2 separate regions of the Homo sapiens genome follow, and region 2 is linked to region 1. A link is an interaction called in ENCODE POLR2A ChIA-PET data of the cell type or tissue named here. Cell type or tissue: PC-9. All regions are shown on one strand. Links, peaks and the distances in the headings refer to the core of each region. The heading gives the core; the rest is flanking DNA. Region 1 overlaps KIAA1549. Region 2 overlaps ZC3HAV1 (zinc finger CCCH-type containing, antiviral 1).

The links. Peaks named below come from ENCODE experiments on the same cell type or tissue, not always from the same donor. Only the 100,000 strongest peaks of a DNase experiment are listed, where the experiment ranks them.
Region 2: POLR2A ChIA-PET joins it to region 1 with 20 read pairs; 3 of 35 experiments call an interaction of 5 or more read pairs at or near these places.

The regions. Positions count from the first base shown.
Region 1 is chr7:138,928,544-138,944,392 of GRCh38, reverse strand. All of the region lies in intron 1 of KIAA1549, which reads left to right. Among named protein-coding and RNA genes, the nearest start is that of KIAA1549, 45 kb to the left of the region's middle. RefSeq lists an enhancer at 675-1,455. In PC-9, for the core only: no CTCF peak of the experiment used is centred there; DNase peaks (open chromatin) are centred at 8,762 and 9,322; H3K27ac peaks cover 1,617 bases.
Region 2 is chr7:139,063,420-139,079,268 of GRCh38, reverse strand. It overlaps ZC3HAV1 (zinc finger CCCH-type containing, antiviral 1), which reads left to right. Exons shown (of 13, transcript NM_020119.4): 5 at 616-717; 6 at 2,860-2,983; 7 at 5,239-5,413; 8 at 14,270-14,390. Among named protein-coding and RNA genes, the nearest start is that of MIR10399, 27 kb to the right of the region's middle. In PC-9, for the core only: no CTCF peak of the experiment used is centred there; no DNase peak of the experiment used is centred there.

The DNA.
Region 1 (15,849 bases), core at 5,296-13,295:
AAAAAATATAGCCATCCTATGGGTATGAATTGGTATTTTATTGTGCTTTTGATTTGCATTTCCTTGATGACAAATGATATTAAGCATCCTTCGATGTACTTCTTGGCAATTATGTGGCTTTTGAGTGAAAAGTTATTCAGATGCTGGGGTAGTGTGGGGGCTGGGGTGGCTGGAGAGATGTTGGTCAAAGGATGTAAAATTTCACTTAGGAGCAGTAAGTTCAAGAGATCCATTGTACAATGTAGTGATGATAGTTACCAGTTAATAACAGTATATGGTAATCTTAAAAAATGGGGCCATAGACAAAAAAAAAAATGCTAAGAGAGGCCCGCTCAGTGTAATCCCAGCTTGTAATCCCAGCACTTTGGGAGGGCGAGGTGGGAGGACCACTTGAGCCCAGGAGTTCAAGGCCACCCTGGGCAACATAACGAGACCCTGTCTCTATTAAAAAAAAAAAAATGCTAAGAGAGTAGATTTAAGTGTGCTTACCACAAAAACTAAGCTATGTGAGGTAATGCATTTTTTTTTTGTTTTGTTTTTTTCTGAGATGGAGTCTCACTCTGTCGCCCAGGCTGGAGTGCAGTGGTGCGATCTCAGCTCACTGCAAGCTCTGCCTTCCGGGTTCACGCCATTCGCCTGCCTCAGCCTCCCGAGTAGCTGGGACTACAGGTGCCCGCCACTACACCCGGCTAAATTTTTGTATTTTTAGTAGAGACGGGGTTTCACCATGTTAGCCAGGATGGTCTCGATCTCCTGACCTTGTGATCCACCCGCCTTGGCCTCCCAAAGTGCTGGGATTACAGGCGTGAGCCACTGCGCCTGGCGAGGTAATGCATTTGTTAATTAGCTTGATTTAGCCATGCCACAATGTATATATATTTCAAAACATTATGTTGTACACAATAAACATATACAGCTTATTTTGTCAATTATAAAAAGAATAAGGGAAATAAATAATTTGTGAAAAGTTATTCATTTGGGTGGTGTTTTCTTCCACAGGCATGAGTTTCGTGTGCTGTGACTGAGACTGCCGGCGCTGGGGGCAGACAGCCCAGGGCTCTAGTCCAGATTCTCTGGCAGGGATTTGGGCAAACCAGACCTCTCTGTGCTGCCTGCCCTGCTGTAAAATGGAGATGAGAACGGCGCCTTCACCATCGGCCTTTGTGGGACTCGAGGGGGACTCGTGACGCATCTGGGCACAAAGCAAACACTCTGGAGTCATTGTTGCCACTGTTGTCACAAACAAGAAGATCTGTGATTATTTCCCTCCTTCTCTCATGTGGGTCTAGCAGGCTGCCTTAGCTTCCTCGCGGTGGAGGGCAGACTGTCTGCAGGGGCACACATTGGTTGCTCATCGGTTGTTTGAGGCCCAGGCAGCCCTTAGTAGGTTGCTGGAGACAGCAGAGAGGTCTTTGGTCCTTTGTGTTTGTTGCTTGAATTTTCTTGCTTCTGGTCCAACCTCCAGCTTACTTTTTTTTTTTTTTGAGACGGAGTCTTGCTCTGTCGCCAGGCTGGAGTGCAGTGGCACGATCTCGGCTCACTGCAACCTCCACCTCCTGGGTTCAAGCGATTCTCCTGCCTCAGCCTCCCGAGTAGCTGGGACTGCAGGTGCCCGCCACCATGCCTGGCTAATTTTTTATATTTTCAGTAGAGATGGGGTTTCACCATGTTAGCCAGGATGGTCTCGATCTCCTGACCTTGTGATCCGCCTGCCTCAGCCTCCCAAAGTGCTGGGATTACAGGCGTGAGTCACCGTGCCCAGCCTCCAACTTACTTTTGCGGGTAAGGGAGCGCATGTATCACCAGTGCAGTGCTTGAGAAGGCTGGTGCCTGGGACAGTTCCCAACTTCTGTTACCTCTCCTCTTTGGGTCTCCCTGTGGGCCTCAGCCACCGGATCCAGGTCTTTCTGTGGCAGCATCCCCATGCGGTCATGGTGCAGAGCTGATTGCAGGAGCTAGCCTCATGCCTCTCTGGCTTCAGCATCCGAGATATTATTTTCACCGTATTGCTCTTTTACATGTTGTTTAAACCTCCTGAAGTTGATAGGCCTGTGTTGAAATGCAGTGAGCAGAGTTTTCAAATTGGGAAGTGGTTTTTAATACTTAGAATTCTCGTTTGCCTTCAATTATGAAAATTTTTGTACAGAGCTGCTCAAGAATGATAATCTGGAAATTTCTTTCAGAGAGACAGTGTGGTGCTGTGCCCAGAGCAAGGGGTTTTGGCAGCGGATAGATCCGGGTTCAAATACTGGGTCCACCACCTGCTAGTTGTGGGACTTGAACAAGTTACTTAATCTTTTGGAGCCTCGGGTTTTTCACCAATGACGTGAGAAGGATAATGGATCATAGCACCTGGGAGAGGGTGGCTATTGGCCACATGAGCTTATAAAAATTGAGCATTGTGACTTGTAATGTGGTAAAATATACATAACATAAAATTTAACATTTGAGTCACTTTTAAGCATACAATTCAGTGGCATTCATTGCAACGTTTTTTAAGATTTCCTTATTTCCTCTTTGGAAGAGTTTAGGCTCCCTCATCTTACTGGTCCCTGAAGGTTATCCCTGATGTCTCCTGCTTCCCTTCCCTACCTTCTTGCAGCAGACTGGGCAGTTCAGTTCAGCAGAGCGCTAATTGCTCTCCTGAGTGGAAGTGCTCTAACCCAGGGGGAAGTGTAGGTACCTGTGAGGCTTGGCTATTAATAGAGGGTTTCTCAGGGTCAGTAAGTGATTATGCGGAAGGCATTAACTAGCCTGTGTTTTTGAAGGGAGGAGGATTCTTCTGTCGCACAGGTATTTTACTGTTTATTAACACTTCTCTGAGTAAGGGATAGGGAGAAAAGGATTCAGATTATTTTTTGCTGTTTTGTAGAAACTCTAGTACAGGAAGAAGAGGAATTTGAAACTGTTTAACCATCGTGTCTTAAGGTTATTTTAGTACTTCTTAATCTGTTCTTTGGAAAGGTGCTGTAATAAATGCACTGCTTTGAGATATTCTGACGTTTCTATTTCCTCCTTCCCTCCTTCTTAAGTGTCATAATTTCCAAGATCTGCCTTATTCTTTACTATCTTTATGGAACGGTGAACTTTGGCAGGGGAGGGGGACTTTAATATATTCACAGGGTCAATGATTTGTGTGTAATCTTTTTAAAGAATGGTACAGAAATCAGCATCTTTGTATTGAACTCCTAATCAGGTGACTTATTAAATGTTCTTACAAAACACAAATAACATTATTGTTCCAGACCCCAAATTATTATTATTTCTATAATTTGAGTGTTGGAACATCTTTTTAAATTATTTTTTAATTTTTTTTAATAAAATTTTTTAAAAGCAATGGCAACAAAAGCCAAAATTGACAAATGGGATCTAATTAAACTAAAGAGCTTCTGCACAGCAAAAGAAACTACCGTCAGAGTGAACAGGCAACCTACAGAATGGGAGAAAATTTTTGCAGTCTACTCATCTGACAAAGGGCTAATATCCAGAATCTACAAAGAACTCAAACAAATTTACAAGAAAAAAACAAACAACCCCATCAACAAGTGGGTGAAAGATATGAACAGACACTTCTCAAAAGAAGACACTTATGCAGCCAAAAGACACATGAAAAAATGCTCATCATCACTGGCCATCAGAGAAATGCAAATCAAAACCACAATGAGATACCATCTCACACCAGTTAGAATGGCAATCATTAAAAAGTCAGGACACAACAGGTGCTGGAGAGGATGTGGAGAAATAGGAACACTTTTACACTGTTGTTGTGACTGTAAACTAGTTCAACCATTGTGGAAGTCACTGTAGCGATTCCTCAGGGATCTAGAACTAGAAATACCATTTGACCCAGCCATCCCATTACTGGGTATATACCCAAAGGATTATAAATCATGCTACTATAAAGACACATGCACACGTATGTTTATTGCGGCACTGTTCACAATAGCAAAGACTTGGAACCAACCCAAATGTCCAACAACGATAGACTGGATTAAGAAAATGTGGCACATATACACCATGGAATACTATGCAGCCATAAAAAATGATGAGTTCATGTCCTTTGTAGGGACATGGATGAAGCTGGAAACCATCATTCTCAGCAAACTATCACAAGGACAAAAAACCAAACACCACATGTTCTCACTCATAGGTGGGAATTGAACAATGAGAACACATGGACACAGGAAGGGGAACATCACACACCGGGGCCTGTTGTGGGGTGGGGGGAGCGGGGAGGGATAGCATTGGGAGATATACCTAATATAAATGACGAGTTAATGGGTGCAGCACATGAACCTGGCACATGTATACATATGTAACAAACCTGCACGTTGTGCACATGTACCCTAAAACTTAAAGTATAATAAAAAAATTATTTTTAAATTAAAATTAAAAAAAAAATTTTTTTTGTAGAAATGGGGTCTTGCTATGTTGCCCAGGCTGGTCTCAAACCACAGGCTTCAAGCAGTCCTCCTGCTTGGGCCTGCCAGAGTGATGAGATTATAGGCGTGAGCCACCACGCCCGGCTGGAATATCTTTAATTAATGCAGGCTTAAAAAACCCAACCTCCTTAGTGAAATAATGGATGGAGGCAGTGATCATCAGTGACTGCCTAGTCATTATGTGAAGAGTTGATGAGGAGCCTTGTAATGGATGAAAAGGGCTGTCACCTCTTAAGCCCTTGATAAATTTTAGTATCACTCAGAATAGAACAGCCAGAAACCAGGCGCTTCCTGCCGTGATACAGTGGAAATACAGAGGACCACCTAGGGAGTATTCTTGCCAAAAACATTGATTCTGAATCTAATGAAGCCTCTTGATCTAACTACCAGTTTATAAGAAATTTGGGGGAAGAACACGTTAAATGACACCATGAGAATATAGTCAGCCAAATATAGAATGTGGACTGTCTACAGGGACAAATGACCTTTCTTTAACAAGTAAATAGGGAGAGATTTAAAAAGGGGGAAAAAAAGAGGAGAAAACTGTTATAAAGTAAAAGAGACCTAAGAGACACATGAACCAAAAGCATTGTATGTACCTTGTTTGGATCCTGGTGTGAAAAAAGCAACTGTACTGTTATACAAAAATATTTTGAGGCCACCAAGGAAAACCAAGTTTGAAATGCATAATTAGATGATATTAGGAATTATTTTTAATTTTGTTGGGTGTGATAATTATATTGTGGTTATAATTTTTTAAAGTCCTTATCAGAGATGCTGAAGTATTTACAGAAATTAATGATGTCTGGGATTTGCTCTATTTGTGTTTTAAAAAAAAGTTTATGGGATTGAAGCTGAGTAATGGGTTCCAGTCTTTCAACTTTTGTGTATGTCTGAAAATTTTATAATAAAAAGTTTAATTAATTAATTTTTTTTTGAGACAGAGTCTCACTCGGCTCACTGCAACCTCCGCCTCCCAGGTTTAAGCTATTCTCCTGCCTCAGCCTCCCAAGTAGCTGGGATTACAGGCATGTGCCACCACGCCTGGCTAATTTTTGTGTTTTTAGTAGACACAGGGTTTCGCCGTATTGGCTAGACTGGTCTTGTACTCTTGTCCTCAGGTAATGCACCCGCCTCAGCCTCCCAAAGTGCTGGGATTATAGGCGTGAGCCACTGTGCCTGGCCTATAATAAAAAGTTTAAAATGCCAAAATTGGGTTGTTTGGCAGCATTTAAACAATTTATTGTAATAGCAAAAACAGGCATAGAACTCTACATGGAAGGGACTGCAGTTTTAGAAAATTGCTTTCTGGGTTATCTATAGATTTGATCTGGTTAGTTTCTTGTCAAATTAGTATTTACATTAACTTCATGTCATTCCCTATCATGGAGTCCCACAGAACCCTCAAATAAACCGAGATAAGTTATAATTATAGACACTTAGAGAGTTAATGCTATGGATAATTGCTAATCAGTAGGCTCTTCATACCAATAAGCAGGCAGAACAGGGGGTTTGGGAAAGATTACCAGTGAATGGAAATAAATTAAGTAAGGATGAGAATGAATAATATGTGTGCTTGACTGAATTGGATTCCAGAAGTATATGTAACCAGAACTCAATTTGATGTGTGTCTTAGTCCATTTGGGCTGCTATAACAAAATACCTTGGACTGGTCACTTATAGACAATAGAAAATTATCACTCACAGTTCTGGAGTGAGAAGTCCAAGATGGAGATCATAGCAGGCTCGGTTTCTGGTGAGGGCTTGTTCCTCATAGACAGCGCCTTCTGTGTGTCCTCATATAGGAGCTCTCTCTGGCCTTTTTTAGAGGGACACTAATCCTGTTCATGAGGGTGGGGCCCTCATGACCTAGTCACCTTCCAAAGGCCCTACCTCTTAATACCATCACCTTCGGGTTAGGTTTCAACATATGAATTTTAGGGGGACACAAATATTCAGACTATAGCAGTATGATTCCTAAAGGTGGCCCCTCCTGACTGCGGCAGAGCACCCGTAAGTGAACATATCCCTGGAGGGCTTGGAAGTCAAACTCCCCCCACCTTCCTTGATGGTGTCATTTGACCCCAATGATCATCTTTCTGCAGATTATCACCAATCTCTATCATTGGCCCAGATTTCTCTCTCAAACCCTAGAGTCACATTTCCATCCACCCCGAGTTGGCTCCTCACCGTCCATGTGAGTCTCAAACGACAGGCTCCTCTTGGTGACCCCGCACCATTCGTATGAGCCATTTCCACATCTGTGAATCTCCTTCCTGCTTCAGGCCACTGTGCTCGCCACCCCCTCTGCCTGGAGCAGCCTTCCTGTCTCTCTCTCTCGGCTCCTCATCCTTTCCTGAGGTTCCTTGCTGTCCATCACAGCATCTTGCTTATTTCCTTACCAGTCTTCTCTGTTCATCATTATTGTCTGTCTCCTCTTCTCAGCCATAAAGTTGTGAGCAGGGGACCTTTCTATCTTGGCTAACACTTCACACCCTGCACTTAGCTCACATGACCGGTAGGTGTTTGTTGGACTCATGAATGAATGAATGGACATGTTAGTCTTTGGGCTGGACATGGGAGGCACACTGATAAGACACAGCCTCTTCCTTCAAGTAGCTCACAGTCTGGGGTAGGGTGGTGGGGCAGGTGAGTAATGAGTAAATCAAGAATGCAACCTAAGTGTCAAGAGAGAAGCACATGCAGGGTTCTGGGGAAGATGGAAAAGGGGGTTCTGGGGTGTGATAGTTACGGGAAGGAGGAGGGGCATGGTGGTCAGAGAGCACGTCGAATAGCTGGGGCATGGGCTGGTTGTAGGGGAGGGTAATACTAATGGCACAGGCGGGAACGGGGAGCTGAAGGCTCTTGTATCTCAGCTGAGGGCTTTGGCTTTCTGAAGGCTTTTAAGAGCCACTGGAGGATTTTGAGAATGGGGTGACATAGTTTGATTGTTTCTTTCCTTTTAGATGAACTTCATATATACAGAATTGATTGATCAGCTCTGCACGTTAGAAAACTCCAGATGGATTGGAGGGGATAGAGGAGGCTGCAGAGCTTAGGGTGGGTTATGGCTCGTAGAGAGAGACCACAGCCCTGACTGATTACCATGGCTAGGAACACACACCTCTAATCAGGGCCGGGGCAGTTACAGGGTTTCTTAGCATACCTTCCCTTGGCCCACAGTACCAGCGTTTGGGGGGTGTGTTTGTGTGGGGGTGGGGGGGGTCACACATCTCTAGTTCTCTAGTGACACTGTTTGGACAAGGTGGGAACTTGTCATGCTGGAAGTGCTGCCACCCTTTGCATATGGGGCTTAAGACACCACCCAGGAAACAGAAGCCATTTGAAAGGATGTTTGTGGATGCTGTGGCCTCTCCTGGTTCCCAAACCAAACCCAGAGTGAGCGAAGAAGCAGGCAATGTCCATGGACTCAGAACATCTCTGCTTCCTGCACTTCAGTGTCCTGGAAAGCCTGTCTCTCACAGAAGTTGTGCGAGGCAGGGCTCTGAGCGGGTCATTGTAAGGCCTAAATTAATTGGTGGCGGTGGGAAGGAAGATGTGTGAGGGTCCACAGTGCTGGCAGGACCTGGCTTACAGGCACGAGCTATTAAGTGGCATATGGGGGAGGGTCAGGGTTTTTTTAGGAGCCTGTTGGATACTCAAGTGGAATTGCCTAGTGGACAGTTGTAACTGTGACTTAGAATCACCTTTGACTTTTTGTTCTGTCTTCCCCATCCATTCCACTGGCTGCTGAATTTGATCATCTTTTTTACCTTAGTGCAGTCTCTCTGACATGGAACTTCTTTTCTGTTCCCTTCACCGTCCTGATCACACTCCTTGCCACATCAACCATGCATATCTGTGTGTATGATGGAGCACTATTTTATGCTTCTTTCCGCTCTGCCAGATTGATTTTTCTGCAGGATAACTTTGGTCAAAAAGCTGCTCTGCTCAAAATATCCTATTCCTTCCTATTGTCTGCCAACATTCTCACACTCTTGGGCCAACTTTTCTAGTATTATTCTCTCCAACCACTGCAGACACATCCCACTTTGTCCAGACATGGTGCCTTTGTCCTTGCTGCTGCTTCCAGCCGGCGTGACCCCTCTCTCTCTTAAGCCTCCTGATCCCTTGATATAAAATAAAAGCTTAATTTAGAGCCGAATTAAGGCATTGAGCCTGCCACATAAGCTGTTTACTGTTTGTTGGAATTAATACCCCCCAGGGAGGCAGTGGTGTCTCCTGGCAGCTTGGACGTCGGTGTGGATGTTCATTGCTGCTGGCTCCTGCTGTTGGGAGGGAAGGTGCCTGCTCATGCTTAGTCATGGGATGTCGTGTGCCACTCCTGCTCTGAGTGTAATAGGAGACAGAAGATTATCTGGAAGCTGATGGTGTCCTTTTCCCTGTTGTTACAGGACTGTGTTTTAAATTAAATTATTTTAGAAACAGATGGCTGACAGAAATTTTTTTGCCTTTGTTGTTAGTGAATTGAGTAGTTTAGTTTGTTTTGGTTACTCAAAGTGCTGACAGTCTTGCTTTCTAGGTTGGTGAAAGAGGATTGCATTTTATTTAGGAAAGAATAAAGCAAAACAAAGCAAAACAGAATATCTTTTGGTAAATACTCTGGACCTTGCCTTCAATTAAACCAACATTTTAATATCCTTAGCTCCTCAAATGAGAAAGTCATGCACAGAAATAGAGTCCCCAAACCCCACCATGAAGCCTAAACTGATGTTTTAGCTAGAATAGTTGAATTTTTAAAAGCCTTGCAGTATTAGTATTTCAGTATTGTTTGGTTGCAGTCATTGTTTTCTGAAGTTCCACATGAGTTCTCTTTATGTTTGGGTGAGGTCACTAATTGTTATCTGTGTTCCATCTTTAGAGGAGGAAATGGAAGGGGTGACTAATTACGAGGGATTTCTCCGGGGGGCACTGAGCAAGTTGGAGATAGAACAGCGCCCAGTTCTGTTTTCTGTGGAATGTTCTGGAGACTTTGGCCCCATTATCCCTCTCTGGATGGGATTGTATTTTGCCAGTGCTGAAGAGCTGTGCTTTTTATGAGCTGGTGTTTTTCCAGCTAAACCTGAAGCTGCCCACTGCCGGTATCATGGCCATTCATCATTTGGGGGCTCCCCTTTCTCTTTCTGGGGAACCCCTTATGGTTTGAGGGTTAGAGAAAACCTCATAGCATATACATAGGGTCCTATTTTCCTTCCACTTGGGAAGTCAGATCTCAACACCCATTTTTCAGGTAGTGATTTTCAGGGACCACGTATCTTGTTAGAGGATGAAGGACCTGAGACCCAGGAATGTGAAATGGCTCCTCCAGGTGGGCGGGGATGCGGCCCGAGGCCTGCAAGCTCTCATCTCCGGCACTCTCTATTATTACACTATGGTGTCTCTTATTTGAGTCAGGAATCAAAGATGTGACATATGGCAATTCAAACATCACGAATTCTCCGCTCTCTTGGTGTACTCCGCCCCATCCCTCAACCACTCCCTATTTTCAGTGGATGTTCTGGACTTGTTTTTTTTTTTTTTTTTAGTAGCAAATACTGTATTCAGAGAGGCCCTCTAACCAGAATTCCCACCAATTCTCACAAGTAAATCTGTAAAGTTTCCTGGTCTCTGGACTCACTCTCTCAGTCTGTCCTCCATGGTAGTAATTTTCAGGTACCCTGTGTCTTGTGGAGGATCAAAGCCCACTTTCTCTGCAGGTTCCGTTCCTTCCTTCCTTCTCAACCCCATGGGCTCCTCGCTGGTCCTTTCGTCTTCGGTGTTGTCATTACTTTTGCATTACTCCATCAGCAGTGCTCTCGCCCTTTTGATGTCATTTGAGTCACCCTTCGGTTCCAATTATAGGTTCCAAAACAACAGTAAGAACGACGACAACAACAAAAACCCATACACTACTTCCTGATGAGAACCTGAGTTATTTTTATTTTGCAAGAGTTGTATTTTATTTATTTTACTATTATTATTTTTGAGACAGAATCTTACTCTGTCACCCAGGCTAGAGTACAGTGGCACAATCTCAGCTCACTGCAACCTCCCCTTCCTGGGTTCAAGTGATTCTCCTGCCTCAGCCTCCCGAGTAGCTGGGATTACAGGCACGTGCCGCCATGCCTGGCTAATTTTTGTATTTTCATTGAAGATGGTTTTTCGCCATGTTGGCGAGGTTGGTCTTGAACTCCTGACCTCAGGTGATCCGCCTGCCCCGGCCTCTGAAAGTGCTGGGATTACAGGCATGAGCCACTGCGCCTGGTCTATTTTGCAAGAATTTTAGACATAAAGTTGGCAAATTAATGCACAGAGTTCCCATATACCCTTCATTCAGCTTCCCCTAATAATAACATCTTACATGATCATAGTGGGGTTACCACAATTATGAAGTTTGCATTTGTTCAATGCCATGAATGAAACTACAGACTTTACAGGGTTTCACCAGTTCTTCCACTTCTGTTCTGGAGTCCAGTCCAGACTTGCACATCACATTTAGTTGTCACAGCTCCTCAGTCTGCTCAGTTCCTCAGTCTTTTCTTGCCTTTTATGACCTTGGCATTTTTGAAAGTCAGGTCTTTTGTACAATATCCCTGGTACTGGGTTTATCTGATGCTTCCTCATGAGTAGAGGAAACATTTTGCATTAGCTGCTTTGCCTTTTTAGAAACTTGCGTCTTTAACCAGCTCCTCGGTGATTCTTCTCTCTCATCTCAGAACCAAGTGACTTCCCCAGACCCTCCAGGTACCATCTCCCTTCCCTGCCTCATGCAGTGAAACTGCTCATGAAGTTGACTGCGTGGAGCTCCTGTTTCCTCATCTGCCCTTCACTAGTCAGCCTGGCTTCTGCCACCACGAGAAACGTGCATGCCAGCAGGGCCTCTCCAGCCTGCACGTGCCTGGTCTCTCGGAGTCATTCAGCACAGCGACCCTTCCCCAGTACCGACCGATTTTCTGTTTTCTTGTCACCTCCCGTTCCTGGTTTTCCCATGTCTCCCTGGCTTCTCCTCTTCACGTTTGCAGGTTTATCTCAGGCTCGGATTATCCATTTGCATACTTGATATCACCATGTGAATTTCCCTAAAGTAAATCCCAGGCTAGTGCTTCTGAAACTTGAATGAGTGCATGAATTACCTGGGGGTCATGGTAATAGCAGTTTCTGACTCCGTAGGGTCTTGAGTGGGCCTGAGATGCTGCATTTCCAAAACACTCCCGGGTGATGCTAAAGATCCGCTGACCACACTCTTGAGGAGCAAAGTGCTAAATACACCACTCTAAGCCGCTGTCATCTCAAGTTCAACTCTAGTGACCTCATAACTGATTTCTCTACATCTCCTCTTGCCCCCATTAGCCTGTTCTGCACACAGCAGCAAGAGGTATTTTTGAAAACCATTTTTCAGATCCTGTCATTCCCATGCTTTTAAATAGCTTCTTCAGTGGCTTCTCACTGCATTTGCTCAGTGTCCTCAGCATTGCGGCTTCTAAGCCTTGCATGGTCTGGTCTCCTACATTTCTCTGACTCTACTTTAGAGTTTAAAAATATTTTTTTTTTCTGTTCCTTTCCAGACATGCTGTCTTTCTCTGTGTTCTCCAGTGGGCTGCATTCCTAGTACTGCCCCTCTGCCTCCAACCCCAAAACCATGTGCAGATCCCACATCCTTTGCCCACATAGTGCCACAGAATGTGCCACTCTGCAAACGCTTGTTTTCCAGTTAAGACAAAATAAAGAACTTACACGAGCATGTGAATTGACTGTTCATAGAGCATGCTGTCTAGTTTTTATAATTTTAATTTTTAATTTTAGCATGGCCTATTCTCTGAAAAGGGAGTATGTTGATTTCCATACTGGTTCAAGAACCTTGTCTCGTTGCAGACCCATAACAAAAAGCTTGTGGACCACACTGTGAGTAACAGTGGGTTGGGACACTCTTGTCTGCCTTCATGTCTCCTGCACACATACACACCCCACGCCTCCCCACCACACACCTCCAGGAACACATGGTCTTAAATGTGAAAAACAAAACCTTAAAACTATTAGAAGACAACATGGAAGAGTAACATAATGCCTTTTAGTGACGGGAACAATTTCTTAAATCTTCCATCTTAAAATATATACACGTGAATCTCAAACAATAACAAAAGACTGATAAATTTGACCATATTAAAATCAAGACCTTCTTTTTTTTTTTTTTTTTTTTTGAGATGGGACTTTTGCTCTGTCACCCAGGCTGGAGTACAGTGGTACAATCTTGGCTTACTGCAACCTCTGCCTCCTGGGTTCAAGAGAGTCTCCTGCCTCAGCCTCCCGAGTAGATGGGATTACAGGCACCTGCCACCACGCCTGGCTAGTTTTTGTATTTTTAATAGAGATGGGTTTTCACCATGTTGGCCAGGCTGGTCTTGAAGTCCTGACCTTAGGTGATCCACCCACCTCGGCCTCCCAAAGTGCTGGGATTACAGGCGTGAGCCACCACGCCTGGCCAAAATTGAGACCTTCTGTTCATCAAAGATGCCATTAAAAATATCAAACAACAAGTCATGAACTGGAGAAGTTATAACTGACATAAGATATGAGGATCCAAAACACAGGTGTACGCCTGCCCCATTTTATTGCACTTTGCAGATACTGCGCTTTTTACAGATGGAAGGCTCATGGTAGCCCTCCTTAGGTAAGTCTGTCGACACTTTGTGTCCCTGTCACAATTTGGTAATTCTCACATTTCTGATGTTTTCATTATTATTATATCTGTTATGGTGATCTGTGATCAGTCACCTTTGATGTCACTATTGTAATTTGTCCTGGGGTGCCGCAAACTCTGCCCATATACAAAGGCAAACTTAATAAATGTGCGTGTCCTAACTGCTCAACTCACCAGTCGTTCTCCTGTCTCTCTCCCTCTCCTGAGGGCTCCCCATCTGCTGAGACACAAGAATTTTGAAATTAGTCCAGTTTATAACTCTGCAGTGGCCTCTAAGTGCTCAAGTGAGAGGAAGAGTTGCATGTCTCTCACTTGCAGTCAAAAGCTAGAAATGATTACGTGAGGAAGACACATCAAAAGCCAAGGGAGCCTGAAAGCTGACCTCTTGCAACAAATAGATTGCCAAGTTGTGAATGCAAAGGAAAAGTTCTTGAAGGAAATTAAAAGTAGTACCACAACGAACACATGAATAATAAGAAAGCAAAACAGCCTTGTTGCTGATACGGAGAAAGCTTGAATGGTCTGGATAGATTAAATCAGCTGCAACATTCCCATAAGCCAAAGCCTAATCCAGAGCAAGGCTCTAACTCTGTTTGATCCTCTAAAGGCTGAAAAAGGTAAGGAGGCTGCAGAAGAAAAGTTTGAAGCTAACAGAGGTTGGTTCTTGAGATTTAAGGAAAGAAGCTTCTCCGTACATAGAAGTACAAGGTGTAACAGCAAATTATCCGGAGGATTTAGGTAAGATCACTGGTGGAGGCAGTTAGACTAAACAACAGATTTTCAGTGTGGATGAAGCAGCCTTCTAGGAGAAGATGTCATCTAGGACTTTCACAGCTAGAGAAGTCAATGCTTGGCTTCAGAGCTTCAAAGGATGGCTGACTCTCTTGTTAGGGGCCAATGAAGCTAGTGACTTGAAGTTGAAGCCAGTGCTCATGGACCATTCTGAAAAGTCTGGGGCCCTTAAGAATTATGGTAAGTTGGCTCTGCTTGCACTCTGTAAGTGAAACAACACAGCCTAGATGACAGCACATCTGTGTAAAGCATGATTTACTGACTAACTTAAGGCCACTCTTGAGACCTACCGCTCAGAACAAAAGATTCCTTTCAAACTATTACTGCTCATTGACAATGGACCTAGTCACCCAATAACTCTTATCAAGATGGATAAGGAGATTAAAGTTGCTTTCATGCCTGTTAACACACATCCATTCTGCAACCCATGGATCAAGAGTAATTTTGACTTTCAAGTCTTACTATATAAGAAATACATTTCATGGCTGGGTGCGGTGACTCACTTTGGGAGGCCGAGGCAGGAGGATTGCTTGAGGCCAGGAGTTTGAGACTAACCTGGGCAACATAGTGAGACCTTATCTCTACAAAAGAAAGATAAAATAAATAGCTGGGCATAGTGGCACATGCCTATGGTCCCAGCTGTTTGGGAGGTTGAGCTGTGGGGGATTCCTTGAGCCCAGGAGTTCAAGGGTGCTGTGAGCTATAATTGTACCATTGTATTCCAGCTTGGGAAATAGAGCAAGGCACTGTCTTAAAAAACAAAACAAAACAAAAAGATAAAAGAAATATATTTCATAAGGCTATATAGCTGCCATAGGTAGCGATTTCTCTCATGGGTCTGAGAAAAGTACGTCAAGAACATTCTGGAAAAGGTTCACCATTCTAGATGCCATAAAGAATATTCGTGATTTATGAGAGACAGCCAAAATATCAACATTAACAGAAGTTTGGAAGAAGTTGATGCGAAACCTCATGAATGACTTTGAGGCATTCAAGACTTCAGTGGAGGAAGTCACTGCAGATGGAATGAAGAACCTGAATTAGAAGCAGAGCCAGAAGACATGACGAATTGCAGCACTCATGGTCAAACTTAAACAGACGAGGAGTCACTTCTTATGGATGAGCAAAGAAAGTGGTTTCTTGAGATGGAACCTAGTGCTGGTGAAGATGCTGTGAATATTGTTGAAATGACAACAAAGGATGTAGAATATTCCATAAGCCTAGTCGATAAAACAGTTGGCAGAGTTTGAGAGGATTCACTCCAATTTTGAAGGAAGTTCTACTGTGGGCCAAATGCTATCAAACAGCATCACAGGCTACAGAGAAGTCTTTCATGAAATGAAGCATCAATTGATGAGGCAAACTTCATTGTCTAAGATAAAGCCACCCTAACCTTCATCAGCCACCCACCCTCATCAGCCAGCAGCCGTCAACACTGAGATAAAACACCACCAACAAAAAGATTGCAACTCGCTGAAGGCTTAGACAATTGTTAGCATTTTTAACAATGAAGTATTTTTAGTTAAGATGTGTACATTTTTTTTAATGTATTTTTTATTATACTTTAAGTTCTAGGGTACATGTGCACAACATGCAGGTTTGTTACATATGTATATATGTGCCATGTTGGTGTGCTGCGCCCATTAACTTGTCATTTACATTAGAGGGATAGCATTAGGAGATGTACATTGTTTTTTTAAGACATAATGCTATTGTGTACTTAATAGACTACAGTATGGTATAAACATAACTTTTATATGCACTGGGAAACAAAAAAATTTGTGTGACTTGCTTTATTGTGATATTTGCTTTATTAAGTTTGTCCAGGACCAAACCTGCAACAAAGGTGTATTTATACATCAAGAATGCCTTTAGGCTGGGCATGGTGGCTCATGCCTACAATCCCAGCACTATGGG
Region 2 (15,849 bases), core at 4,648-12,647, 140 kb before region 1:
GGGAATCCACTGCCCCTGCACAAGTCAGCACTCTGCCTCAGTCACCTGCTGCCCTTTCCTCAAGCAACAGAGCTGCAGTCTGGGGGGCCCAAGGGCAGAACTGCACCCAGGTTCCTGTTTCCTCTGCCAGCGAGCTCACAAGGAAGACAACAGGCTCTGCTCAGTGTAAGTCACTGAAGGACAAAGGGGCCTCTGTGTCTTGAGTCTGCAGCAGAGTGGCTATGGCTGGTGGTTTTTCCTTGGATGTTCCCCAGTTCTTAAAGGGTAGAGAGTTAGAGGGTTTTGGTTATGGGGTGGTCTGGTGAGGAGATTGACTAGTGAAGACAGGGAAGGGCCAACCAGTAGAACCACAGGGAATAAACTGCCACATTTATTGACAATAGGAATATTTCAACTATGATTTAAGAAATAAACATAGCTTTCACAGGACTCTGAGGTCCACATTTTTGTTTTATGGAGGGGCTGTCTAGATGCTCATGGGCAAAACATAAATCATAGGAATTTTCTTGAACATGGCCCCCATTTCAGATATTCTTTCCCATTGTGAGACCAAGTGCTTTGATTTTTGGTTTAAACATTAAGATCAGCATACATGCATCCTTTTTTGTTTCATAGATTCTTTATCTGATGTCACAAGTACCACATCTTCTAGGGTGGATGATCATGACTCAGAGGAAATTTGTCTTGACCATCTGTGTAAGGGTTGTCCGCTTAATGGTGAGTAACCTAAGGACTTTTCTGTAAGCTTCCACCTTTTGGCCATTGTAAATAACACTGCTATGAACATGGGTGTGCAAATGCCTTCTGAAAACCCTGCTTTCAATTCTTTTGGATATATACCCAGAAGTGGAGTTGGGGGATCATATAGTACTTCTATGTTTAATTTTTTTTTTTGAGGAACTATTATTCATAGTGGCTATACCATTTTTCTTTCCCACCAGCAATGCACAAGCGTTCAAATTTCTCCACATCCTCACCAACACTTGTTCTTTTTGTGTGTGTTTGTTTGCCTTTTTTGTTTGTTTGTTTTGAGACGGAGTCTCACTCTGTCACCCAGGATGGAGTGCAGTGGTGTAATCTCAGCTCACTGCAACCTCTGCCCCCTGGGTTCAAGTGATTCTCCTGCCTCAGCCTCCCAGGTAGCTGGGGTTACAGGCGTGTGCCACCCCGTCCGGCTAATTTTTGTATTTTTAGTAGAGACGGAGTTTTTGCATGTTGGCCAGGCTGGTCTTGAACTCCTGACCTCAAGTGATCCACCCGCCTCGGCCTTCCAAAGTGCTGGGATTACAGGCATGAGCCACTGTGCCCAGCCACTGTTTGTCTTTGATAGCAGCCATTCTAACAAGTGTGAGGTGTGGACTATAATGAGTGGTTGTGTACTTTTCAGTCAGCCAAGTCTCAAGTAGGGCCACTCTATGGGTGTCCCTGCAGTGTCTAAACCTGTCTTTTTTGTTTGTTTTGAAGTTGTCACACATCTTCATTTTGAATATTTCAAAACAATTTAAACATAATATAAGGCAAATTTTGAAAAACAGAACTATCTTCTGTCTTCCTGTACTGTAGCTTATAACATCAATTCATTCTTCAGCCGGCATTCCTGCAATGGCTGTCTTTTGTATGCCTAGCCCTGTGCCAAATATGTAAGGGGGATGTAAGCTAAACCATAGTGCAGCCTTCTCTTTAGTAAGTTTATAATTAAGGTAGGGCATGAAAACATCCATAAAATGCCAGGCATGGTGGCTTACGCCTGTAATCCCAGAACTTTGGGAGGCTGAGGCAGGTGGATCACTTGAGGCCAGGAGTTCAAGACCAGTCTGGCCATCATGGTGACAACCCATCTCTACTAAAAATACAAAAATTAGCTGGGCGTGGTGGCACATGCCTGTAATCCCAGCTACTAGGGAGACTGAGGCAGGAGAATTTCTTGAACCCGGGAGGTGGAGGTTGCAGTGAGCCAAGACTGCGCCATTGCACTCCAGCCTGGGCGACAGAGTGAGTGAGATTCTGCCTCAAAACAAAAACAAAAACAAACAAAAAATTTGCAAATGGGAAAACTGCGTGAAGTAAGTAAAAACATATAAAAAATTAACCCCCAACTGACTATTGGGTACTGGCTAAAGGAATGCAAAAAATACAAGTCAGATGGGGATGGAGTGAGATTCGTTAAGAGAATCTTTCTGGAAGAGATGAACTGTAGGCCAGGGCTTCAAGGAAATAAAGGCTGTTGCCTCTGCTGGAGAGCATTTTGGCTTCATACACTTGGGGGGGTGCAGAAAGGGTAACTAAATTTCTGGTTACCTCGAATTTCTATCTGGGTGGAGTGACTTTGGGGGCAGTGGGGAATTTTTGTTTCCTTTTCTTTTTCTTTTTTTTTTTTGAGACAGAATTTCACTCTGTCACCCAGGCTGGAGTGCAGTGGGGTGATCTCGGCTCACCGCAACCTCCACCTCCCAGATTCAAGTGATTCTCCTGCCTCAGTCTCCCGAGAAGCTGGGATTACAGGCACCCACTACCATGCCTGGCTAATTTTTGTATTTTTAGTAGAGACAGGATTTCACCATGTTGGCTAGGCTGGTTGTGAACTCCTGGCCTCAAATGATCCGCCTGTTTCGGCCTCCCAGAGTGGTGGGATTACAGATGTGAGCCACCACACTCTGCCTGAATTTTTGTTTTCTGATGAGTCTCCAAGGTAATGAAGGAACCTGGATAATGGACACACAGCAGTGTCAGCTGGTATAGATGGAACCTGTCTGGCAGGGGGCAGGGCAGGCATGGATGGGGAAAGCTGGCAGTGAACTTGACTGAATTGGTTAGAATCCCTGCTCAACAGTCCCTCAGACCCCTTCTTTGTCTTTGTAGGTAGCTGCAGCAAAGTCCACTTCCATCTGCCTTACCGGTGGCAGATGCTTATTGGTAAAACCTGGACGGACTTTGAGCACATGGAGACGATCGAGAAAGGCTACTGTAACCCCGGAATCCACCTGTAAGTTGGTGGCTGTACTCTGGCTTTCAAGAGTCCAACATTATCAAAGGGAAGCATTAGTGCTAGGCTCAGGGGAAAAAGAAAAAAACACTTTTCCATCAGAATCCCATTCGAGTGTGAAATACCTCTTGAGATAAAAAATGGCAAATGCCTGCCGAGTTAATGAAGGAAAACCACAGCTGGGTGGGTTTGAGGTCACACTGAGCCTGGCTAATACCAGAGATCCTGGGAATGTTTGCTAACTCAAATGAAACAAACAGTGACATGATTATTTGTTTAGTTGACAGTTGTCTGTGTCCTGCAAAAAAACACAGTTCAGTGTCCGGCTCGTATCCTGATCAGTTCATCACAGAACTATTAAAAGTACTAAATGATTTAGGACAAAAGAGCCTTTGGCTTAACTTCATAATTTAAAAACACGGTTTGAATAATTTCATATAGTTTTACTGTAGAATTTTGTTGTATACTTTAGCATTTAATACCTCCCTTATGTTTGCTATTTTCTCTAGCAAGGCATCTAAGAGGGTACCTTACATTTCTGCTTCTGGCCGAGCGTGGTTGCTCATGCTTGTAATCCTAGCACTTTGGGAGGCTGAGGCAGGAGGATCACTTGAGCTCAGGAGTTCGAGATCAGCCTGGGCAACATGATGAAACCCTGTCTCTACCAACAATACAAAAACTAGCCAGGCATGGTAGCACGCACCTGTGGTCCCAGCTACTCGCTACTCGGGAGGCTGATGTGAGAGGATCACTGGAGCCCAAGAAGTTGAGGCTGCAATGAGCCGTGATTGTGCTACCACACTCCAGCCTGGGTGACAGAGTGAGACCCTGTCTCAAAAATAAATAAGTAAAAACATTTCTCCTTCTGGAAGAGCTGAAATGGGTGATACCCATATGACCGTATTTATCTATGGTGTGCAGGGATATAAGAAACATCCCAGTTTTATAAGGAAATTCTTAAGGGGGAAAAGTTACATTACTTTTCATCATATGAGAATTTAGTGATTTGAGGGTGGAGATTCTGTGTTGCTGGATTTTTACCACTAGAGGGCGACATGAGCTACTTTCTGGTTGCTAGGTCTATATTTCCGCTCCCAGGCAAGTGGAGAGCCGGGTTTCTCAACCTCAGCACTACTGACGTTTTGGGCCAGATTCTGTTTAGCACTATTCCTAGCCTCAATCCACAGATGACAGGAAGCACCACCCCCCCACCAGCCCCACTGGTTGTCCTAACCCAAAATGTCTTCAGATGTTGTAAAATACCCACTGAGGTCAAAATCGTTCCTGATTGAGAACCACTGATCTAAGAGGTCTTTCTTAGAGCAGCAATTCTCAAACTTTTTGGTCAGAGGACTCCTCAACACTTAAAATGTATTCAGGATCCCAAAGAATTTCTGTTTGTGTGGAATATAGCTATCAATATTTACCATATTAAAAATTAAAACTGAGAACAATTATATATTTGATTCACTTAAAAATAAGAATAAGCTTGCTATATGTTAACATAATGAACATGTTTCATGTAACTATATTTAATACTATATACATATTCATGTATATCCATTTAATATACATACCCAGGTATATAACTGTGTGTATTTATTTACATATTTATATATAATATTTATATGGATAATTATAAAATAACTGTTTTCCAAAACAAAAAATTTATTGAGAGGAGTTTTATATTTTTGCAAATTAATGTCTGGCATAATAGAAGATAACTAGATTCTCATATCCGCTTCTTTATTCAACCTGCTGTGAAATCATATATTGTGTAGCCTCTGGAAAATTTCATCGTGTATTCCTGAGAGAATGAAAGTGAAAAAAGCAAATAATGTTTAATGTTATTATGAAAATCACTTTAACCTTGCCAATTTTCTGCAAGGGTCTCCACATTTTGATAACGATTTAAATAATAATAAATAATTTTAAAAATGGACCAAATGCGAATTTCTAACTTACTTTATAACATTGAGCCAATCAGGAGTTTTGTGGGCACAGTTTTATTTTGGGATATTTTCTGAGGGAAGAATACATTATGTAACACCATTAATTATGTGGTGCAGGCGAGTCACTTTCCTCTCTGCGTTTCCGTTTTTCTTTTATGTGTAGGACCTGGAGCCATGGAAAGAAAACTTGAAGATCTATTTTAGCCCTGAAAGTTTAATTCTGTGCTCTCATTAGGGAAGACGAGATTGTAGAAAACAGGGGTCAATGAAGCATTATGTTAACTTAATACTTTTCTCTCTCAGCTGTTCTGTAGGAAGTTATACAATCAATTTTCGGGTAATGAGTTGTGATTCCTTTCCCATCCGACGCCTCTCCACTCCTTCTTCTGTCACCAAGCCAGCCAATTCTGTCTTCACCACCAAATGGATTTGGTATTGGAAGAATGAATCTGGCACATGGATTCAGTATGGAGAAGAGGTGAGCACTGTTCCTCCTTGTAGGGGGCTCTTGTTTAAACTTGTCAACTTAAAAAGAACACTGTTGGCTGGGCACGGTGGCTCATGCCTGTAAGCCCAGCACTTTGGGAGGCTGAGGCAGGTGGATCACCTGAGATCAGGAGTTCGAGACCAGCCTGGCCAACATGGTGAAACCCCATCTCTATTAAAAATACAAAAATTAGCCAGGCGTGGTGGCAGGCGCCTATAATCCCCGCTACTCTGGAGGCTGAGGCAGGAGAATCTCTTGAACCCGGGAGGTGGAGGTTGTAGTGAGCTGAGATTTCGCCACTGCATTCCAGCCTGGGGGATGGATTGAGACTCTGTCTCCAAAATAAATAAATAAATAAAATAAAAAGAACACTATTAATAAAATGTTTGAAGCCTACATGGTTACCCGTGGAGTGTGGTAGAGGAAGTGGTATTTTTTTACTTTGTACACAGCTATATTCAATTTTTTTTCAGCAAACATGTACTCCAATTGCAGTCATACATTAAAGTATATATTAATTTTTATTTTTATTTATTTATTTATTTTTGAGATGGAGTTTCACTCTTATCACCCATGCTGGAGTGCAATGGCGTTATCTTGGCTCACTGCAACCTCCATCTCCTGGGTTCAAGCGATCTTCCTGCCTCAGCCTCCCGAGTAGCTGGGATTACAGGCATGCACCACCACCACACCCAGCTAATTTTTGTATTTTTAGTAGACATGGGGTTTCAACATGTTGGACAGGCTAGTCGTGAACTCCTGACCTCAGGTTATCCGCCCACCTCGGCCTCCCAAAGTGTTGAGATTACAGACGTGAGCCACTGCGCCCGGCCATATATTAATTATTTTTAAGGAACCGCTTGAGACATGTCAGCTGCACTTCCCTCTTTCCTCACCATGAGAGGGGAGGGTGGAACCTTGAGATAGCTTTCTATGTATAAACACATAAAATGTACAGAGACTACTGCTTTGAGCTGGAAAAGAGGGTGAGAGTGAGAACTTAAAGGACTGTATGGATGATGGCATGGTTAATTAGACCAGGGAATGTGTTAATTCACTCAAGCAGTGAAACCACATCTGGTACAGATAGTCACTACTATTCATTCAGAGTCTGGATTTAGATGGACTTAAAGGACTGGAACTAGAAGATCCTAGGCTGACCCATAGTGGGGGCATAGTAATAGGGAGGGAAGTTTAGGTGAGCAGAGCCTCTGTCCTTCTGTCTCAGTGTCCCTTCCTCCCTTTAACTCATAGGATTAAAGAGAGAGAGAAAACAGACCTTAAGCAGGTAATGGAATCAGGGTGATGAGAAACAGAAAATGAAAGCAAGAGATTAAAATGAAGCCAAAAATAATGCATGGGCTGGGTGCGGTGGCTCACTCCTGTAATCCCAGCACTTTGGGAGGCCGAGGTGGGGTGGATCACCTGAAGTCAGGAGTTCGAGACCAGCCCGGCCAACATGGTGAAACCCTGTCTCTACTAAAAATACAAAAAATTAGCTGGGTGTGGTGGCGCGTGCTTGTAATCCCAGCTACTCAGGAGTCTGAGGCAGGAGAATCGCTTGAACCTGCAGGCAGAGGTTGCAGTGAGCCGAGATTGCACCACTGCACTCCAGTCTGGGTGACAAAAGTGAGATTCCAAAAAAAAAAAGATAATGCAGGGACAAAGGAATGGCAGCGTAAGGTTCTACATATTTAGGTTGGTGTAAAATTACTTTTGGGTTGGTGGTAATTACTTTTAATGGCAAAAACTGATTACTTTTGCACGGAACTAATAATTACGAGTCAGTGGGCTATACATTTGGCTCTGAGCTGCCTAACTGCCAAAGCAAACAAAATACTTGGGAGAGGCACTACTCTGTTATGTTAGTGAGGCCTGAGAAAAACACCTCCTATAGTGGGCCACATGGCGGGAACCCTGTGTGCTGTGGTGAGGTCCTCAACCACAAACAGCCCTACCATGAATTCAGCAGCATATTGGTTTCCAAACTGTCTTAGCAGCAGATACATTTTATCAAACCATCTTTCAAAGACTCTAAACGAGCCAACTAGAGTAGAGCAGGGCTGCCCTGGTGGAATAGGATATGGGCTCAGAGCTGTCTCCTGGACCCCTCCTTGTTGCTCTTCTCTCTCCTGTGGTGGCCCATGTAGCATCTCTGTGGAACAGAGTTCTGCTGAAACTCCCGTGTGTGTGAAAACACCTATGATATTAAACTTTGCACAGATTCTTTGTATGCTCAAGCCAAGGATGATGTCAAATAAGCGATTCTGTCAGGCGCCTGTGGAAATAAAATTATAAACCCAAATTAATTAGCCTTGGTTAAAATAAAAATAAGCTATAGGTCTTGATGGTTTTTATGTCAAATAATTGGAATTTTTAGTAAGATATAAAGGGGAAGGGTTGGCAAACAAACATTTGCATTCTAGTTACATCAAGGTTCCAGGAGGCCGGGCGTGGTGGCTCATGTCAGTAATCCCAGCACTTTGGGAGGCCAAGGCGTGTGGATCACCTGAGGTCAGGAGTTCAAAACCAGCCTGGCCAACATGGTGAAACTGTGTCTCTATTAAAAATACACACAGAAAATTAGCTGGGCTTGGTGGCGTGCACCTGTAATTCCAGCCACTTGGGAGGCTGAGGCAGGAAAATTGCTTGAACCAAGGAGGTAGGGGTTGCAGTGACCCGAGACTGTGCCACTACGCTCCAGCCTGGGTGACAGAGTAAGACTCCAAAAAAAAAAAAAAAAGGTTTCAGAAACCAAAAGGAACTATTTGGGGGAAAGATACTGTATTTAAATTTAAATTTACACAAGTTCAATCATGTTCTCTAATAAAACATCAAGAAACTTCCTGAGCTTTTTTTTTTTTGAGACAGAGTTTTGCTCTTGTTACCCAGGCTAGAGTGCAATGTTGTGATCTCGGCTCACTGCAGCCTCTGCCTCCCAGGTTCAAGCAATTCTCCTGCCTCAGCTTCCCCAGTAGCTGGGATTACAGGCATCCACCACCATGCCTGGCTAATTTTTTGTATTTTTAGTTGAGACGGGGTTTCACCATGTTGGCCAGGCTGGTCTTGAACTCCTGACCTCAGGTGATCTGCCTGCCTCTGCCTCCCAAAGTGCTGGGATTACAGGTGTAAGCCACCGCACCCAACCCAGCCCTTCCTGAGGTTTTTTTTTTTTTTTTTTTTGAGACGGAGTCTCGCTCTGTCGCCCAGGCTGGAGTGCAGTGGCGCGATCTCGGCTTACTGCAAGCCCCGCCTCCCGTGTTCACGCCATTCTCCTGCCTCAGCCTCCCAAATAGCTGGGACTACAGGCGCCCGCCACCGCGCCCAGCTAATTTTTTATATTTTTAGTAGAGACGGGGTTTCACCATGTTAGCCAGGATGGTCTCGATCTCCTGACCTCGTGATCTGCCCGCCTCAGCCTCCCAAAGTGCTGGGATTACAGATGTGAGCCACTGCGCCCGGCCTCCTGAGGTTTTTAATACAAAGTTCTCGCTGGGACATTTAGTCTGTGTTAGCTGTAGAGTTTTTATTTTATTTATTTTTATTTTTATATTCTGGATTCCCATGAAAACTGTGGAGTTTTTAGAATGTAACATTCAATCTGCAAACACATGAATGTTGTATTCATTAAATGTGACACAGGTTTGTTGGATGTTCACTGAAGATGTGAATGAACTCTTACTGTCTCATACTAATAAGACCCATCATTATATAAATTGAATTGGCTCTAGTTATTAAAAAAAAAAATAAGGAAAAATCAGGCCCTGGGTTTAATGTTTTCCTTGCTGGGAGTCCAAGTAAAATTAAAATAATGTTTCCAGGAGATTTGAACCCCACATATCAAGAACAGCCTGGTTTCTTTCATGGATCAATGCATTGTGGTCCAAGTTTGCAGCTCTTTGGTGACCTGCCTTGAGCCAGCGTACAGGCTAGAATATTTAGAGAAAGGAGTGGACTGTGAAGCCTTCTGCCAGTGCCCCACAGCTTTTATTTCTTGTAACTGAATTTTGAATAAGTCAGGCAACTAAGAGTTGTGGGTTGGAACCTCCCTAAGAGGAACGTGAGGAGTAGAAACTTCTGCCAACAGAGTAGGCACATATGCTTTGATTATGAGCTCTCAGGGAGGTAAAATAGATATCCTTTTATGGAAATTGATGTACTTAACCAGGACTCATACCTACATAGATGGTGGGCAGGGAGAGGGTGTGGTATTAGGAGAAGTGATGATTGAATCGATGGGCAGTTGGGCAGCAATGGTGTAGGGTAGAGTGATAGCAGGGCTGACAGGAGGGTAGAGCCTGGGAGTCGTTGAATGTGCACCAGTTAGGGAGTGCAGATTCAGGTCCTCGAAGATGTTTACCAGCAAAGTAGCTAAGCTTAGCAGCTGTGGAAGCTGGTGTTGAGAAACAGCGGGAGGCTATGGCCTGAGAGACCCTCTCAGAACAAGGACAAGCCACAGCTCTAGAAAGCCAAGGTTGAGGCAATCATTGACACACAGGATAAAAGCTAAGACCTGTTTACTGCAACTGAAACATAAATTCAAGTCTTGTGGGGAATAAATAATTGACGGCTGTGTGATTCATTCATTTACTCAGACCTGGAGTAACAGTACTGTTCTCTAGGACACATTATGGCTATTAAACTAATGGTAGCTAAAAGGTCTAATGAGACATCTTGCAAGGCTGTCACTACCTGTCACTTAAGAGTATGGGGCAACTGTAGCTTAGGATTGCCAAAGAACTGGGGCCAGCTCAGCACAGATATGACTGACTTTCAGATACCACAAAAAGGACTTATCCTTACAAGAGTAGCTTAGAATACCTTTACAATAGAAACACCTGGTAATTGACCCAGACAACACACAGGAACAAGAGAGGGACTTTGAGAGTTGCTTCTGGACCATCAGTCAGTTGTGTGACCTCTTGACCATAACATACGCATGACATGGGCATGCTCCCGCTGTCCTGTTAGTCTTACAACAGCGAGGGTTGAATGAACCAGCCTACACATCACATCAAGCAGTGCCTGAGACTCGTCTCTGATGTGGACTGAACCAAGGGGAAATGTTACCTTTGAGGACTTCACCACCTACCGGGGTTCATGAACATGACAAGTGCAGTGTGAGGGCGAGGCTAGAGAAGGTCGGTGTGGAGCCATGCTAGGCTGTGCAGGTACTCAGACACTGACTTAGTGGCCCTGTGCTGTCCAGTATGACAACCACTTGCCACATGCGGCAATTTCATTTTAAACTTTAATTAAACACATAAAAAATTAAGAAATCAGTTCCATGGTCACTGTAGTCACATTTTCAGTGCTGTATAGCCACACATAGCTTGGCTACTGAAGGAGTTAAAAATATGCCACTCTGGCATATTGACTATTTTGAGTTAAACGCACTTGAAAAACAGCAGGTGCAAGACGATCACTCTGACCTTCTGTTACTTAAAAGCAGGAGATGAAATTCTCATGTGGAAGATGTTCTTCCTAGGCTGGGCACAGTGGCTCATGCCTGTAATCCCAGCACTTTGGGAGGCTGAGGCGGGCAGATCACTTGAGGTCAGAAATTGGAGACCAGCCTGGACAACATGGTGAAACCCCGTCTCTACTAAAAATACAAGAATCAGCCGGGTGTGGTGGCTCATGCCTGTAATCCCAGCTATTCGGGAGGCTGAGGCAGGAGAATCGCTTGAACCCAGGAGGTGGGGGTTGCAGTGAGCTGATATCACACCATTGCACTCCAGCCTGGGTGACAGAGAGAGACTCACTGAGTCTCAAAATAATAATAATAATAATAATAATAATAATAATAATAATAATAATAAAGAAAGAAAGAGGTCCTCCCTATACCAGAATGAAAGTAGCATTCTTATCAAAGCCAGGAAACCTGTGCAAACAAACCCTATTAGACAAATCTTCATCCTTCTGGACACTTCTCCACCCAATTAACTTCCCTAGCTGAAGCCCCTTTGCCTCATCCCATTTTCATAATTTATGACTCGTCTAATTCAATACAAGTGTTTATCTCTAACTGCAGCTTTAGGTCTTCACTTTCTCGTGAAGGCTCCTGTGCCACGTAAAACTTGTATTAAATGAACGTGTATGCTTTTCTCCTGTTGGTCTTTTTGTATATAAATTTATAGAGTACGAATGTAATTTTGTTACATTTGTTACATGCATAGATTACCTAGTAGTAAAGTCAGGGTTTTTAGGGTGTCCGTCACCTGAATAATGTACATTGTACCCATTAAGTAATTTTTCATCATCTACTCCCCTCCCAACCTGCCCTATCCTTCTGAGTCTCCATTGTCTGTCATTCCTGTTGTGGTCTTATGTCAATTTAATGCTCAGGTCCAGCCAAAATACTGTAAAAGGGTAGAGGTGAAATTTTGCTTCCCTGGCCAGGTGCAGTAGCTCATGCCTGCAATCCCAGCACTTTGGGAGGCCAAGGCAGGCGGATCACCTGAGGTCAGGAGTTCGAAACCAGCCTGATCAATACAGTGAAACCCTGTCTCTACTAAAAATACAAAAATTAGCTGGGGTGTGGTGACATGCACCTGTAATCCCAGCTACTCAGGAGGCTGAGGCGGGAGAATTCGCTTGAACCCAGGAGGCGGAGGTTGCAGTGAGCCCAGATTGTGCCACTGCATTCCAGCCTGGGCAACAGAGGGAAAGGGACACCCTGAAAAAAAAAGAAAGAAAGAAAGAAAGAAAGAAATTTTGCCTCCCCTACATATCATATAGGACAGCGCAGAGAACATTTTCATCACCACAGAATGTTCTAGTGAACAGCACTGGTCTAGACCCTAGAGGCTTGCTAGTCAAAGTGAGGTCCACAGACCAGCAGCATCAGCCTCAGCATCACCCGGGAGCTGGCTGAAGTATGGAATCTAAATCATCCCCAACTTTCCCAGAATCATATCTGCACTTTAATATGATCTCTGGGGCACTCACATGTATGTCAATGTTTGAAAGTCTCCGGCCTTTTAAGCCAGGAACAGAGTGGGTTTTACAGAGCTGAGCAGGCAGTGGATGCATACAGGACTTCAACTGTAGGGATGGGAAATTGGGAAGCGATTCAGCTAGTGGTCAAACCAGGGGATACCAAGGTGCTAGAGCTGTTCTACCCGCCCCACATCATGCCAGAGGTGTTTTGCCCACTTTGGCCCGAGGAAGGCATAGGGTTTACCGGGCACCATTGAATCACGGCAGCAAGCTCTTTTACAATCACTCTGATAGATACTATCCACAAAGCTGTGGCAACAAGCATCTTCATGATATGACTTAATTGTTGGCTGCAGTAAGTTAGAACGTTCTGCTAAAGTCAGCGTCCTTGTCCCTTCCACCCTTTGTACTGGTCCTACCTCCTGAAACACATTCAAGTTTATTCCCACTTTGCCCTGGGTACAAATATTTGAACACTGCTTTCTGCTCCCACCATGCTGCACTCCAGGATAAAGAGACCCAGCTCGGGCCTTTCTCTGTGCAGGACGTTTTCCTTGGACACGTACATTCTGTTGCCCTCCGCTTACAACCAGCAGGCATTTCCACTAGGGAAGAGGAAGGGGCGTCGGTCCAGCTGAAAGTCTGGAATGTCATTAGCAAAAGGAACCGTGAGCCCCTCTCCACCACGGCTGCTTGGAAAAATTTGTTGCCATTAACTCCTTTGTTCTAGATCACAGGAAACAAGAGTCTCCTCACCATTAAATACTGGGAACCCCTGCTGCTAGGGGCGTACTTCTAGTGTGCCCTGATCGCCCACCCTGGCCACGGAATGAGGAATGAGGGCAGTGGATCGGTAGCCTAGCCTGCCCCTTGCTAAAATCAACTCATTTCCCTTTTACCTACACATTCTGATGTTTGCATGCTTTCTATATGCTTTGAGACTAGAGATTATAGCTTTACATTTGGGGGTTATGCCTTATCCCTTCTTTCCTTTTCTTTCTTTTTTTGACAGAGTCTTGCTCTGTCGCCAGGCTCTGCAGTGGCACGATCTTGGCTCACTGCAACCTCCGCCCCCCGAGTTTAAGCGATTCTCCTGTCTCAGCCTCCCGAGTAGCTGGGACTACAGGTGCATGCCACCACGTCCAGCTAATTTTTGAATTTTTAGTAGAGACAGGGTTTCACCATGTTGGCCAGGATGGTCTCGATCTCTTGACCTCGTGATCCACCTGCCTCAGCCTCCCAAAGTGCTAGGATTACAGGTGTGAGCCACTGCACCCGGCCACCTCATCCCTTTCATTATAGCTCCAGTTAGTGGCAAATCCAAGTGCATTTTCAGTTAGTTGGCTAGCAGGAGGCTCGGCCAATTTTGTTTACTTACTCTGGTTCAGGGCAGAGGAGAGGGTTAGGTTATTTATATTTGAACACTGCAACTATTGGAGTTTGGACGAGGACCAGATGGTCTTTCTTTACTTCCCTTCACGACTACTGTAAACCGTGCGTGGCTAGAATAGCCCACGATGTTCTATTTCATGTAAGAGTCAGTGTCAGATTCTGTTAGATGACAGATGCCGGCGTGGCATCAGAAAAGAGGGGATGCAAGTTGCTCTGTATATTTGGCTCATATTTTATGGAAGGCTGTAAAAGAGTATTGCAAACAGCTACACTTCTCAGGCCTCCCCCAAGTGTGTAGTGAGTTTCTGCAGGATAGACTTCTCTCTCTAGGGTACCATGATAGAGAAGACCACAGAAGTCTGTGACATAGCCCTGAGCTGGAAGCTTTTACAATCTGGTTTGGGAAGCAAAATGCACTCCTGTTCACATCTCATTGCTAAAACGAAATCATATAACAGTAGAGATTTCCTAAAAGCCTACCCTGACTTTACCTTTTATTTTTTTTCCAATTAGAAAGACAAACGGAAAAATTCAAACGTCGACTCTTCATACCTGGAGTCTCTCTATCAATCCTGTCCGAGGGGAGTTGTGCCATTTCAGGCGGGCTCACGGAACTATGAGCTGAGTTTCCAAGGTGGGTTTCTGTGTTTGGCAGTGTTGTGTGTCATTGAAATCCGCCTGCAGTGTACACGTGGGAGTGGGAGCAGAGTGGGTATGCATTGCTATGGCCAGGGTCAAGGTCAAGATTTAGCAAGGCGGTGGAGTGCAAGCTAGTGGCCATCAGAAGACCTGTGTTCTAGAGCTCTGGCTGTGACGAACACTTGCTCTGCCACCCTAGGAGGGGCACCTGGCCTATCTAGGCCCACTTCTCTCAACTGCAAAATCAGGGGCTCAAACTAAGTAGTCTTGGGGGTACTTCCAGCTCTGCCATGCTGTTTCTGATTCTGGGTGGGCAGCTGCCCAGGGAGAGGCAATATTTCAGGTGCTGGTGACTACGGTAGAGGCCTTGGGCTTTTGGGCACCTTCAGAGTTTTAGAAACTTGCTGTTTCTTTTAGGGTTTATCATCTAGGTCAGTAGTTCCATCATCACATTGATTAAAGTACTTTGCCTTCCACCGTGTTTATTGGAGCTACTATAGAAAGGTCTTCTGGTGAGCTGCCGCCAATCTACCTGCTGTGTTTAGTTAGATATCAGGGCAGGAACTGCCCTCCTTCTGAAGGTACCATCCCATTGGGCACCCCCTGCACATGATCAAGTGCTTGCCCTTTCGGGACTTGCAGGTGCTTTGGAAGAGGTAAAGGAGCCTTTCTGAGGTCCCTGAATTCGCAGATGGTACCTGCAGTTGGATCCTGTACCGCTTAGTGGGCCTTAGATGACGTAGCTTTTACAAGGACCATTATACCAAGTATTTGGAAAAACAGTCTGGCAGTACATGTCAAGTGACATTAAAATATGCTAATATGTTTGTCTTTTCATTCCCTTAGGAACCTTTCTTAGGAAATAATTCACTAGAAGAAGGGGGGAGAAAAGCTATAGGCATAAAGTAAGGTGCTTGTTAAGCAGCATGGTGTGACCGAAGAATACTAGACCAAAACCAGTACCTATAGTACTAAAAGTAGGACCAGTCTGTACCAGTGCAGTGGTGACTAAATAAATTAGGGTATTAAATTTCAGTGGCGTATCTGGCACTTGTTAAAGATTTTGATTATGAAAACTAGATAGGAAGAGCAAAATTTGGTGTTGTTAAATGAAAAAGGCAGAACACTTTTTTTTTTTTTTTTTTTTTTTGAGACAGGGTCCCACGCCATCACTCAGGCTAGAGTGCGGTGATGCCATCACGGCTCACTGCAGCCTCAACCTCCCTGGCTCAAGCGATCCTGTCACCTCAGCCTCCCAACTAACTGGGAGTATAGGTTCATGCCACCATGCCCAGCTAATTTAAAAATTTTTTTGTACAGATGGGGATCTCACTTTGTTGCCCAGGCTGATTTTAAACTCCTGAGCTCAAGCGATCCTCCCACCTCAACCTCCCAAAATGCTTCGATTACAGGCATGAGCCATAGTGCTCAGCCAGAACCCCAAATTTATGTTT